Regions from separate parts of the Homo sapiens genome. Here region 2 is linked to region 1. The links are chromatin loops, found by intact Hi-C in ENCODE. Cell type or tissue: dorsolateral prefrontal cortex. All regions are shown on one strand. Each heading gives the region's core, and the rest is flanking DNA. Links, peaks and the distances in the headings are about the cores only.

Region 1 (7,383 bases), core at 765-5,764:
GGAGTGGAGAGGTATGATTACGGCTCACTGCAGCCTTGACCTCCCAGGCTCAAGTGATTCTACCACCTCCGCCTCCTGTGTAGCTGGGTACTACTGGTGCATACCACCACACTGGGCTGATTTTGTATTTTTTGTAGAGACGGGGTTTCACCATGTTGTCCAGGCTGATTCTGAACTCCTGGGTTCAAGTGATCTGCCTGCCTCGGCTTCCTATGATGCTAGGATTACAGGTGTGAGCCACTGTGCCCATCTTGGCTCTAGTTTTAAATAAGGAAGCTTGCGAGTATTTATCTGGATTATGGTGGGAACCTCCAGTAGGATATCATGAAAGCTTTGATCATGATCACAACACCTTCAATAAAACAAAGACTCCAATGACAAGGGTGAGTGCCAGAACTTCCTGAGACTATGCCAAGTGTCTGTTCTTTATACAGCCTGCCTCACCCACACCTGGAATCTCTTAAATGGATTAGCTCAGAGCACCTGTGTCCTACATGCCCTTGTGCCACCCTGAAGTCCACTGCAAGGGACTATCAGTAAGACCAGTCTAATGAAAGGCTGAGGGAGCACCCGGTTGTGTCCCCATCAGCCAACTGTTCCGGAAAGATGAGCCTCCTTGGCTGTCCCAGGATTGACACTCTTCCCCTGCATACATCACTAGGAAGGTAGAACCTACCCTGAACACTTGATTTGAATATTTCTATTCCCCTATTCTTTTACAAATGCAAACTAATTCTTTCAAAAATATAAATGATCCTCTGAAAGAAATTTCTTGTGGAATTCTGGAATGACCAAGAAGATGGGAAGAGACCACCAGAAAAGTGGTTCTGAGAGTCTGCAGGGCCTGTCAAAAAAATTATGCCAAAGCTATCATTTGTGGCCTGCATCAAATCATCTAGACTTCCGTTTTCTTATCTTGAAACCCAGATGTTGGTCTATCTGCCCTCCCCATCAAAGGTTACCTGGAGCAGTAGTTCTCAGTTTTACATAGTGGAGTCATCTGAGTATTTCTGAAATGCTGATGCCTGAGTCTCATCCCCTAGAGAGTCTCATTCAATTGTCCTGGGTGGCTGGAGGGGTTAGGGGTTGAAAACTTGCCCAGGTGATTTTAATATACAGCCAGAATGTGAACCACTATGTATGTGCATCTGGGGAAAGCGGGCCTCCTATTTACTTCTAATCCCATTATATGTGGCAGCTGTTTGTTGTCACTCTCCTCTCACCATGGACAACTATTCACAGCACAGACAGTCACCCTTTGGAACTCCAGGACCTCTTTCCTCTTCCATTTGGAGCTGAAGAATGGACATAACGGAAGCACCATTTTATGATTACAGCCTCGTTCTCTAATTCTGCCTATCCCCAGCATACACGGCTAGATATAGACATACTGCAAAGCTCCTCTATGTAAAGGAAATTCTACACATAAAATTTAAACTTGGAATCGACCTTAAATGTGACTATTCTCATGATTATGGGAAGAAAATCAAAACTATAAACTTACTCCACAAGGTTGGTTCATTGGCCATAATTCCTGGACTTACTCCTCAATTTAAAATCTATGATCTTCTAAAAAGGCACCTTTTTTTTCAGCTCTACATAGCCTGGGTCTTGATTCTCTAACCCCCTCAGTTAGGGAAACCTATCCACATTGATGTTCTTTGCCTGGAAATTAGTCCCTTCCCCTCTTCCAGGCAAACTCTAGGACACTGTAGTTCCCTCAAGCACATGCCCCATAGTCGGAATAATTGTCTGACATCACAGGGGGCTTCATCAGGACAACAAAAGGTGGGCTTTGCTCCTCCACATCCAATCTTCTTTTAGATGTGCCCACGAGAGCAGGGGGTATATTTTTTCCTGGTTGACCAGTGGACACCTCTGGTATTATTCCACAAATAAGGGATTCTAAATCAAAGGTCAAAAACTGGTGTCCTGAAGACTGATTCTGACCTCAAAATCAGTCAGGAAACTGGTTTTGTGAGACGGGCACTGCTTTTTGAATATTCAGATTTGTGTGCCTCCAGAGAGTATCTGCTCTCTAGTTTGGGGCAGCCCCTACCATTTCTTATGACCTGTCTCACCTCAGGAAGCAAGTGAGTCTGCAGTAACTTCCCCTTTCCCACCACTGGCCCTCAACACACCCACGTACACAGGTCCCTTCTCCTAGCTGCAGCAATAGACTCTTCAAAGCCGTATTTATACCAGAGAAATAGTATTTCTTCTTTCAGAGAAAAGCAGTGCCAATTTTTTTGTTTTTCCTTCTGCTGTCGGTCTAGGTACTGACGTCCCTCAAATGAATAATAAAACAGCCACCATGTGGGGGCTATTTTATTAGTCATTGATGGGACCTCAGTACCTCATTACCATGGGGCTACTTACATGGTGTCTACACTGCTTAGCTATACACACTCTCGAAAGCTTTGAACGTCAAGATTGTTCTCTTTCTCTTTTGCCTTTTCTTGAAATTAATGTTTGTATAGATTTTTCTCTAATCCCACTGCACACAACAGTGTGATTATTTATCCTATCCAAGAAACCTCTCAGTTATCAGAGAAGAGGAAATTTTTTTCTTTCAAGTTACATCCAAAATAACTATCATTTAATGTGCACCTACCATATTCTAGTCCCTTTCATTCATTATCTCATGTGATCCTCTTAATACCTCATTTTACAAATGTTATTACAGTATTGAGGTTTGGAGAGATTTGTCAACTTGCTCAAAGTCATACAGCTATTAAGTGAAAGATCAGCAGTTCAAAACCAGTGATGCACATTTCCAAGCTCTTATCACTCAAACCACCTCACAGATCTACTGCAAAAAGTAAACTAGACAATGAACATGAAGCTATTCTGCAAACTGTAAAGTGCTGAGGATAAATGTAATGTGGTATCATTCTGTCTAGCAACACCTTGATCATTGACTTGCCCCTTTCTGATGCTCAACAATTAGTTCCTTATACTCCCTTAGGCACCAATCTTGGCAGATCTTGTCCCTTTGTAACTCTTTGTGTTTGAGGGTTTTTGCTTTGTTCAGAGTATCACGTTGGGTAGCCATTCTGAGAAAGTCATGAAGAAATGGTCTTTGCAAGAGAGAATCACCACCACCACTGTCAACATAAACATTAACTATTGGATACTTAATAATGGCCAGCACTGCACTAAACATTTTACATATATTGTCACATCTGCTGTTTATAATAACGCTGGGGAAAATGTATTTCCCTCCCAACTCCTCATTTTACAAAGGAGGAAATCAAGGTGCAGTGATGTTACTTAGCCAGCTTGGAGTTGCACAGTGGAACAGATCTATCTTAACCCAGAATTTTTCTGTTATGGAGCCTTTGAAGGCCACAGTGCTCCTAAAAATGTCATTTCTGAGGCAGCTTTATTTCTTGTCAACGTCTAGTCCAGAGGTTTTCAACTCTGGCTGTATATTAGCGTTACCTAAGGAGATTTTGAAGTTGCAGATGCTAAATACTCAGTAATTTGTAAAAACTCTTTGGGGGGTGCTCAGCTGGAGCCAGGGCTAGAAACAAGTGGTCTCAGTTAATGCCAGCAAAAATGAATCAGGGCCAGGAGAAGGGAAAGAGGCTGGTGCAAATACCTACAGCCAGAGGGAATGCACAGAGGGTTCACAGTAAGAATATAGGAAACCCAGAAATATTATTTACCCAATATGTCCTTTGAGGTGTGTCAGTTACTAATCTGGGGCTTCCACATTCACCCGTGTCCTTCTTGCCTTACTTTGTGATCCTGGTGGTCTCTGTAAGCTACAGCTCTCCTTTGCCAGCCTCTCTATGCTAGGCTCTGCCAATAGAGGGCGCCAGAGGGAGCCTGGGAGACTGGTGGATGAAAGGTTTTTTGTTTTGTTTTGTTCAGTTAGCAAGCCAGCCCCTCTGTGGGCATCTGGCTCCTGACGTCTCCCTAACTCTCGTGGGCAGTTCCCCCATCCCAGGATGGCTTTCTGCCCGTTTCTTTCTTGTGCAGCAGCCATGCCCTTGCCATGGTCTTAGTCTTGAATCTCAGCCTTGCAGAGCTCCCCTCTCAGCAGAAAGTCCCTTCCTTGTTCACGTTCCCTCTATCCCAGAGTGGAAGTCATTCTCTGTAGTTGCTACTCACATTACAACTCAGGGTTCTCTTTCACCCTTTCACAAAACCATTATGCAGTTAACAATTCCTTAACTTTTCCCTGCTCAAATTCTTGCTTTGGTCAGTTGCCTCAACTGGACCATGGCAGGTATATTGGAACACTCTCTTTATAACTCTGCTGTCAGATCACAAAGTGAGATGAAGGAAAAGTTTGCACAGGCTCCCCTCATGAAGCCTGGGAGAGCATGCCCCTTTAAGGAATGGGATCCGTTTCAATGATTCTGGTTAAGAAAAGGCTGCATGAGCTACTGGCGTATTTATTCTGTAACCAACCGCTAATGCCAGACTTTTTCTTTGCTTTCATTGCTATATCACAATGGTAAAAGAATTGACTTAATTAATTTGCAGCCTGTACATAATGAGAAGAATATTTCCTGACAGCTTTATAGAGAGGATGATAGTTACATAACATTAGTTACATAATATATAATTTATAATTTATTTTCTATAAAACTCATTTAATAATAATATCACTTATATAAGTAGATGCTTGTATATCTATCTGCTTTATATTTATTCTGTTGGTTGTGGTGGCAGTGGAGGAAAAAAGGATATCTTCATTATTTTGTCTGTGTAGCTTTTTTCTTAGGATAAACCTACTGGCAGATTTTGATAAAGCTGTTCTGATCTAAGTTAACAACGATCACAAAGGTTATGTGGGGACTGTGGAGATGATTATGGCGCAGGACCTATGAGAAAATTCTAGGGGAAGAGCAGGTCTGCCACTGCTTCTACTCATTTGCATTCACTCATTCATCCGAATATTTATTGAGTGAGCATGCAATGTCTGCTATGTGCCAGGCATTGTTCTAGGAGTTAAAGATCTAGCAGCTTGCAAAAGAGACCAGCAGTCCTGCCCTCAGGAATATACATGCCAGTGCTTCCTTGGGCAAAGTCTTGGAAAGCCATATATGGCCCCGACAAACTTGGGTTTGTCCCAAGTGGGAGGCTACTTGTGCCCACTGCATTTGGTCTCGCAGAGCCTTAAGGATGTAGGTCTGATTACTCATCCTGGAAAGTGCTACCTGTGCATGTGGTGCCAGCTTCAGTGGAGAAGCCTTTGAGTCTGGGGTGGAAGCATGAAATCCTCTTTAGAGAAGGGGATACTCTTGCAGAAGACTCATTTTGAAAGAGTATCTTCACAGCAGATTAGGAAAGCCACACCTGAATTGAAGTGAAAAAGAGACACAGGCATATATAAAAGTACAGAAAATGCTAGACTTGGGGATGTGGGAGGGGAGAGATAGAAAAGGGCAGGTGACTCAGGAAGAGAAATCGCTTCTATACATTGGTCTTTTTGAGTCTCACCACAGCCTTGACAGGTAGGTAGGCAGGCAGCATTATCATCATGTTACAGATGAGGAAACTAGGGGAAGTGACTTTTCCAAGGCCACACAGTGAGAAGTGGACCCCAGGTTTCCCAAGTCCAGTGCACTCTCCATTGTACCATGCAACTCTCATGATGATTGGCATGGATAATTGCAGAAATTTAGGAGAGGAAAAATGTAACATACGGTGATGAGAATGATGCCGCAGAAGCGAAGGTATAATGGAACCAAATATACAGACAGAAGCATACCCTTCCTCATAACTTTGATCTAGTCACTACTATAAAACCTTCACATGAAGAAAACAACTTAGCAGATCCTTTCTAAACATTTACCAGCAAGAAATGGATTGCATGAACCCACAAAACTTGCCCTGGCTCTCCTTACCTCACCATAACAGTGTCATGGTGCTGACATCTTATTGCACCGACATGCCTGAGGAAATACCAAAGTGAGAGCTGAATGTAGTCACGTTTCTGCTACTCTACAATTTGATCTCCCCACTCTGCTTGCACTGTGTCCCTCCCCATTCTCCCTATGAAATCAACAAGTACACAATTTTTCCTAGGGACAGGAAAATGTACCAGATTCTTGGCGAAGTCATTGCCTCCTGGTATTTCAGGCTCTAAATTATTTCTACGTCATCCTGTAGTGTCTGTAAGGTGGTCATCCCCTCTCTCCCACATCACTCCACAAGTCACTGCCATTTCTATTTAATCGGAAAAGAAAAAATGAGGGAGGGAGTCTCTAGGCTGCCATGTAGCCGCTAGAGGAATTCATGTCACCCTCCCCAAACCAGCCTTGGCCACCGGGAAGCTCTCATGCCGTATTGAATCCGAAGCGCGTGGACCCTTATTATCAGAAGATGAAGCTCCCAGATTCACCCAGCATCACTGATCTTGTGCCCTGCAGTGGGCCCTGAGCCATAGTGGCTTTTACCTTCAAGGGTGAACATCAGGGAAGTGGGATTCAAAGAAGAGATTGCAAAGCAATTGAGGGGAAAGGAAAGGTGAAGGCAACAGCTCACTTGGGGAGAGAGGTCTTCTCAAGAGAGTTTGGAAAAAGGATTGGATGCTTCACTGTATGATTTTGTGAGGACTGGCAGAAGGGAGGGTACAATGAAACCAAATATAGATACAGACATCCTTCCTTCCCTATGATTAAGTCACCCATCCCAGTAGCAAAACAAAACAAAACAAAAACATAGAATGCCAAATCTTCCTCTCCTTTTCCACATGGAGGTGAATGTCAGACATGGGTCAGGTCTCTATTTTTAATTCAAAGCTTTGTCTTCCTACTTAGTTTTCTTATTTAACCTACTTCAGGCCTTAACTTCATCACCCTGGCATGAGAATCCCTAGGAAGGAAGATGACAGGATTCTCCAAATTGGCAGGATCAGACAGACACCATGACCCCAAGGGAATGCTTTCCAGGTTAGGCAGGCTGTCCCCCAGGCCTGCCTTCAAGGAGGCCCTCCCAGCTCTCCTGTCTAACTTTTCATCCTAAGAATGTTGGCTCACAAACCAGAGGGGGTCACACCATGGGCCTGGAGGCTGTGTCAATGTGCTGATGCTTCCGGATAGATCACAGCCATCTCTTGTACCAGCTTCTCCCCCTGCAAAGCCTGGACCCAGGTTCTCCTTTAATCTACATGAACTCCTTTTAGCCACTCTGCCCATCAGATTAGAGCCCTGCTTTTCAGGGAAAGGGGCACAAAATGCCTCCAGTCTTTCACCATCTCCATAGCAAAGAGCAAAAAGCTTCACTTCTTAGCATCTTGTGGGAAAGTAATAGGCACTGTACTCTTAGCTTCCATTTCACAGCAGCGACTGCATTCACATGGGGCCTGGGCTCTGCAGGCCACCTTCAACCCATTATAATTTCCTGTTCTTTTCCCAATTACCC
Region 2 (7,383 bases), core at 1,305-6,304, 82 kb after region 1:
GGGGCATGTTGTCTGGCTTCCACATTCCATACACACGAACCCGCCCAGACTGCTGATACTCAACTTTCCCACAATCCCCTGTAAGCACCAGAGAAGTCACCAGAAAGGGAAGCAAAACATACAGCCTACCTAGGATTCCCTTAACTATGATGACCTGTCTGTCCACAGCATCCCAGGACCACAGACTGAGGACCTGCTCTGACCTCCAAGGCTACTTAGACAAGGCAGCATATGCAGGCAGAGTCAAGATTATTAGTGGGGTCTCCTATGCTGTCAAGAGGGAGATAACCATTACCTGAGCCACTTCACAAGCCCACCAGCTCCTCCACAGAGCCCTCCCTGTGATAATTCTTTTCTTGTCACTTGTCATTCTGAATCTGTTTAGCACCTATGTTATCCTGCCTTACAGGTACACATAGAGTTTATGTGTTGCCATGCACAAAGATTAGAAGAGTCTCGACAGTAAAACCATATCACGTTTGTATCATCACAGGGTCTAGTATAGTGTCATTCATCAAGGGTCCAACAGTGAGTCAGTCAACAAAGACGTACAGTTCATTGTTTTTTTAAATACCAGGCTACACTCAGAGAAGATGTTCCATGGGAAGCAGGTTGATGTTGAGATTTGATTTGTGTGGTGGTTTCCCAGGGGCTGCTACGCAGTGAGTGGCTTAGAACAACAGAAATTGATTGTCTCACAGTTCTGGAGGTTGGAAGTCAGAAGTCAAGGTGTTAACATGGTTGGTTCCTTCTGAGGGCTGTGAGACAGAATCTGTTTCAGGCGTCTTTCCCAGCTTCTGGTAGCCTCACACGTTCTTTGGCTCATAGATGATGTTCTCCCTGTGTCTTCACGTCATCTTTCTTCTACGCACAGCTGTCTTTATCTCTAAATTTCCCTTTTTCGTGAGGACACCAGTCATATTGTGTTAGGGCCCACCCTAATGACTTCATCTAAATGTGAGCATTTGCAAAGACTCAATTTCCAAATAAGGTCATAGTGACAGGTCCTGGGGGTTAGGACTTGAGCATTTTTTGGTGCATATAATTCAACCCATAATAATTGTATTTGTGTATTTACAGATTCAGAGAAAGGGCATTTCAGGCTGTAGATAGGAAATAAGCTAAGGCATGCAGATAAGAAGGGTGGGATTTGTGTGTTTGAAAGAGTACATGGTCTCCTTCGGTTCTGTGATTGGAATAATATAATGAATGTAAGTACATCTGAATTGTATGCCCATGTACATGAAATTTGTTTGCATATAAAGTTCCCAGTATAGACTCTGACTCACTTTTTAAGTCTCTGGTTCTAGATTTGCCTCATGTGTGTTTCAAGAGGTTACAGTTGGCTTAAAATACTGCCTTGGTATGTTTAGCACCCTTTCTAGTTTCACATAGGTGAGACACCACCTGATGTAATAGGGTGCCCTTTGTGACAGGTTGGTAGGAACTTTGATCAGGAAGAGAAATCAGCATAGATGGACTCTCAGAAAAGGAGACTGACACCTCAACCGTCAACTCCCCCTAAAACATTATGTAAACCAGGCTTATTTCCCATTCTGCAAGCATCGTGCTCTGTCCTGGATTGACAGCTCCCAGGAGAGTGGCATGTGCAGCCTGCTCAAAGCTAAGAGTAGAGTTTGTCAATCTCATCTTCATTCAAGCACCACCTAATCCTTCAGCATGCTGTAGCTGTGACCCAAGTACCACTTCTGAGAAGTGCCACAGGGCCACATGTAAACAGATGCTTCACAGTGTTTTTTTGGTGTTGACAATGGTGATGGTAGAGGTGATTCTGGCAGAGCTCTGACAGTGGTGGTTATAGTTCTAGTGACAGTAATGATGGCAAATGTAATGTGTTAAGCCATTACTTCAGTGAGTGTCACATGCCTGAAGCTTGGCGAGAAGTGGAATGAGGCTGCAGAACTTTTTATATCCTTCCCAATGCCTAGCCCTAGGCTTTTCCTACAGTGGATGCTAAGTCAATACTTGTTAATTAGATACATTATTATTCAATGTGATTCTTATTGAGTTCACAGTTCCATGCTCAGGAATTGAATCCTCACTCTGCAATTTATTAACTCTTTGATCCTACAGAATTTACAGCAACAAGTGTTGATACTTGATCTGGATATAGTGAGCCTTCAGTTAATGGACTCTTAGTATTATTATCCTCATTTGGGATTTACTAAAAAGCAACTTAGAGCTCTAACAGGCTAGTCATAGAGGCTGGGAACCTCTTTGCCCACTTTAAACACCAGTATAGCAGTGGGTGAACTGAAGGGGCACTACCATATCTCTACAATTGATACCCATCTGCCTCTGCCCCTACACAATGCTAGCTGTGGGTTTGCAGTGAAGTTTATAAATGACCAACATGCCAATAAAGTGACCCTCAATAAAGGACTGAAATTGTTGTTATTGATTCATTAAATCAAACCTCATTAGCTGTGACTAATATCTCTATGCCCTCTGTCTTAGGGAAGGAGGGGCTAAGGAGTTGACTTAGGCATCAACTTCCTTTCCCCATTGCAGCATTTCTCAGAGAAGTCAAACAAGAAGGCACAGGGAAGGGCCAGCGCCTCGTCAACAAACAGGTTCTGCATCAGCTTGGACTGGATTGCCTTTTGGATAGTGTATTAGTCCGTTTTCACACTGCTGATAAAGACATACCCAAGACTGGGTAATTTATAAAGAAAAAGTTTTAATGGACTCACAGTTCTGCGTGGCTGGGGAGGCCTCACAATCATGGTGAAAGGCAAAAGGCACGACTTAAATGGTGGCAGACAAGAGAGAATGAGAACAAAGTGAAAGGGGGAACCTCCTTTTAAAATAATCAGATCTCATGAGACTTATTCACTACCATGAGAACAGTATGGTGGAAACTGCCCCCATGATTCAATTATCTCCCACCGGGTCCCTCCCACAACACATGGGAATTATGGGAACTACAATTCAAGATGAGATTTGGGTGGGGACACAGCTAAACCATATCAGATTTTTTTTATCAACTTCTTTCTTTTCTACTGATTGCCTACCCCTTTATATCCTCTCCCCATTCCCTCAGCGAGGTATTAAATTAACTCAGCTAGTTTCCACCCAAATAAGAACGGGAGCCATATTCAGGAAAAGGCCAATATCCATTTACAGTGACTTATATATGAAGATATTGCATATCTTTCAAGAAAGTTGTAAGTAGCAAGCTTAGAGAGGAGATATGTCCCTCTCTCTTCCTCCCTCCCTCTCTGAGGCCTTCAGATTTTAAACACACACACACACACACACACACACACACACACACACACACTTATAAGCAGCTCTTGAGGGTGAAGTGATGCCTTAGAAGAGGAGGCAGGTGCATAGGCAGAGAGTTTATGTCCCACGCAGCGTGATCAGCCCTGATGGAGGTACAAACAATTTGCTGTGAAAACCTGAATGAGTCCAGCTGGGAGGATTGGAGAAGTCAGCTGCAGCCCATTTCAATCAGGGCTTTGTTTTTCCCAGCTTTGTTAGTAGCTGATTGTCTCAATTTTGGTTAGATCTGAATCAGCTGTTAGCATTGTGGACCGATCCAGAACAGCTATGCTCCCATGTTTCTTAACAATAGCTCACATTTATTTAGTGCAGCTTTTCCACAACCTCCACCATATATTATTTTATCCTCCTATGATCCCTATGAGCTAGCTCTGGCAGAAACCAAGGGTGGCCAATGCTGAGCTCAATGCTGCCACCCAGCAGGGGGAACTCAATGTGTGGGATTGGCTGAACGGGATTGGCTGGCCATGTGGATGAAGGAAAGCACCTATTTAGGTCAGTGGCTTTCTTAAAATGTCAGGGGTCTTTAATACCAGATGAGAAACAGAATCCAGCCTTTCAATGTTTTTGTCCACTTCTCTCACTCCATCTTTATGTGGATGGGGGGAAGGGGGAGAGCATATAAAGGGGTAGGCAAATCAGCAGAAAAGAAAGAAGTTGATAAAAGAATCTGATATGGTTTGGCTGTGTCCCTACCCAAATCTCATCTTGAATTGTAGTTCCCATAATTCGCACGTGTTGTGGGAGGGACCCTGTGGGAGATAATTGAGTCATGGGGGCAGTTTCCCCCATACTCCATCCACATAGTCAGGAATCAGCCATTCACAAGGTGGGATTGGTGTTCTTCCCCAAAATTCCCAACCTTACTGGAGTTGACTTATTTTTCATAGGACCTCATGGTTATTTTCAGTCTCCATATTAATCTGCAGATTTCAGTAGAACAATGAAGAAAACATATTTTGATTGTCAGTATCATCACCTCCATTATCAAAATTCATGTGGAAAGGCTATGAGCTATATAAGACATTTGCATTGATTAAAGTCACCTTTTTGCACTTCTGTTCCATTGCCAGACAGACTTCTTATTACTTGTGGCCCCAAGGTTGCAAGCAGAAATTATTTATGTATTTGTATATTACTTAAATGTATACTTAATTTTTTATACAGAAGATGATATAGTCACAACCTTAAAGACATAGAAGAAAATCACTTAAAAACTCTTACAGCATTAATACCAGGTTCATTTATTCATGTCACCTTCCCAGATCTGTCATACTGCATAGTGACAATTACAATGATAGTTTTGGACTATTTTTGTAAATCTTATTTCATCAGTTACTAGTCTATCAAAAATATTTTCCATATTGTTCCATAGACATTACAGTTATAATTATCATTTTAATAATATATTATTCCATCAGAGTGATCAATCATCATTTATTGACTCTTGAGTCCCTCATGGTTAGTCATTATTTCCAGTTATTTGTTATCATAGATAACACAGCAGTGAAGATATTTTAATCACAGACCACAGTGGTTTTATTTTGATGCCTATGACTCATGCTGATGCCCAGGGGTTTCATTTGTAGAATTCAGCAATGTTCATTATATAGTTACTACGTGCTGAATGTTATGTTATGAATACTAGAATATTATACAATTCTTTCCTTCAAGAAATGTTGAGCTTTGTTGGGAATGAGATAAAGGCACATGAGGCCACAGGAAGCTGTATGAGAAAGCACACTACGACATCCTCATACTGGACAGACACCAGGGGCTCTGAGCTCTTTGAAAAATGTGCGCGTCAAAAGGGATGGTTGGAAGGCAGACAGAGGACAAAGCACAGCATCCACTTTGTCACTGCTCAAGACGCCCCTGGGGGGCTGGTGCCTGCCCTCACCATCTCTCAGAGCAAGACTACACTTCACCTACATTCTGACGCATTGCCAAGGCCAAAGATATTAGTGATGGGGAACAGGGGAACCCCAAACCATCAGGAGAAGGAACAGGATGAGGGGGTCAAGAGACAGAGACAACTCACAGAATTAGGTCTCAGGCTCAGGGATGGCATCGTGTTTCTGAGGTTGGCAGGAGTGGGGGCGGGGTTCACCAGGTGCCTCTGGTGCTGAAACCTGCACTACACAGGACAGAAAACTCCCTCAGGGCCAGGGCCAGGGCCAGGGCCAGGGCCAAGATACCTCAGGGGGACCAGACATCTGTGTTTGCCTCACTCTTCATGGAAGTAGAAAACCTGTCAGGAAGCACATTAATTCCCCATAGAACACTATGATGGTATTTCATTCAGATACCCATTTGACAAACATTTATTAGATAGCTACAGGGCTTCTGTGTTCCGGGAACCAAGCTAAACTTTGGAGCCATACATCTGAATAATATGTGGCTAATTTCAAGGATCTTATAATCTACTGAAGGAGACAGGCTTACCAACAACTACCTACCTTATCTGTAAGAGCAGAATAAAATGAGCTCTACAACTAGAGAAAGGAGTGGTGCATTTTGAGTGGAGCATCCAAGGAAGGATGGAGTAGATGTGGCATTTGAATAGGGCTTGGAAGGAGAGGATTCCCATAATCCCAGAATGGGACAGGCAGTAGGGAGGGCATCCAGCTTAGGCAATCCCAGGGGCACAAATGGGCAGTGAGCCTGAGTAACCATGAGTGGGCAGTTTGGGGGGAACAGAGTCTGCACCTGGAAATGTGCTGGATGCTGAGACTAGAAAAGTGGATGGGGCCAGATCCACTGATGCCAAAAAATGTGATCTGAGTTCTCCATCCATGGAGAGCTCCCAAAGGAGCCTATGAAGTTCCTTCACTCTTTGGAAGCCCTGGACTTAGCTTGGACTTATCCCCAGCTCCTTGTTACCCACCAATGTGCCATCAGACTATGATTCTCACCAGGGCCCTGGCATGTCCTGGAGCAATTGCAACCTTTGGCTCTGGCACCCAGCTAGCCACCCTTTGCCCTTACACATGAGGCTGGAGCACCTGTTCAAGCTTTGCTGTGCACCCACCTCCTGGCTCCCAGCCTTGCTTTGCCAGCCCAATATTGGAGCAGAGAGCTCCGGATGACTGAATCCACAAGCCTCTAGGAGAGAGTAGAATAAACCCTACATACACTAGGTCACCAAGGAACCAAGCCACCACAGTGGCTCTGAAACAGCATAGTTCCAGGAGTACGAAGTCAGGATGCTGCTTAAAGAGCCTCATTGGCCCTTTGCATTGCCTTCTCCAATCCATGTGGAATTGGGCATCATGCCCAGGACAAAAAGAACATGGTAGTGAAAAGGCCAGAGGCTTTTGGACAATGAGAAGCAAAGAACAGGAAAAAAAAATGTTTTCTAGTTCTAAATTCTAAGCCTCAGGGGGGCATCATTTACATGGTATCTCTGGGAGATTTGTTCACTCAGCTAAATTAATTGAGTAATTAGTATTTGCACAGCATTTTATTGAATGTTATTTTAGATGCAGAGGTGAAGCTGATAGACCTTTCTCTCAGGAACATAGAGTGTTCAATACAAAATGAGACATAGCCTTAAGAGAATGCATGGGAAGGGCCATAACCTGTGAGGAGGAATTGATTTCTTCCAGCTTGGAGAGAGAAAGAGGCGAGGCAGAAGAAAGCTTCAGAAAGAAGGTGATATTTGAACTGGGGGAAAGCAGGGCATTGAAACACAAGTGGAATTTGGGCAGAGGCAGAAGGGGGTGGGGTGAAGAGAGCCATCCAGGCAGTGGGGACAGAGAGGTTTACAAGCCCAGCAGCTGCTTGAGCTCAGACATGCCACCTTTCATTTCAGTATCCTCCATGCCTTGCCCAGAAGTTCAATATCTAGTGAGTCAATGAATGAGGGAGTGATAAAGAAAAAGTAGTTTGATTTAGTTGAAACATAGGGAACATGAAAAGAGTAACGAGAAATAATGTTGCAAAGGCCACACCTTGAATGGATGTGGATTTTATTCTGCAGGGAAGAGAAGAGCCATTGAGAGGTGTTTAGCAGGGTTAGGACATGATGAAAGCGGTGCTTCAGGCAGATTAACCTGATACGTAAGACTG

The links. A loop is a pair of places that touch in the nucleus more often than their neighbours do. Peaks named below come from ENCODE experiments on the same cell type or tissue, not always from the same donor. Only the 100,000 strongest peaks of a DNase experiment are listed, where the experiment ranks them.
Region 2: a loop joins it to region 1, with 2.9 times the contacts of the local background. A loop is called at or near these places in 3 of 110 quality-filtered maps.

The regions. Positions count from the first base shown.
Region 1 is chr12:13,531,402-13,538,784 of GRCh38, reverse strand. It overlaps GRIN2B (glutamate ionotropic receptor NMDA type subunit 2B), which reads left to right. Exons shown (of 14, transcript NM_000834.5): 14 at 1-1,448. Among named protein-coding and RNA genes, the nearest start is that of LINC01559, 160 kb to the right of the region's middle. RefSeq lists a silencer at 4,816-5,110. In dorsolateral prefrontal cortex, for the core only: CTCF peaks have their summits at 3,608 and 3,816 (motif pointing right); a DNase peak (open chromatin) is centred at 3,844; H3K4me3 peaks cover 685 bases.
Region 2 is chr12:13,449,471-13,456,853 of GRCh38, reverse strand. No RefSeq gene overlaps it. Among named protein-coding and RNA genes, the nearest start is that of LINC01559, 76 kb to the right of the region's middle. In dorsolateral prefrontal cortex, for the core only: no CTCF peak of the experiment used is centred there; DNase peaks (open chromatin) are centred at 3,434 and 3,721; H3K27ac peaks cover 418 bases.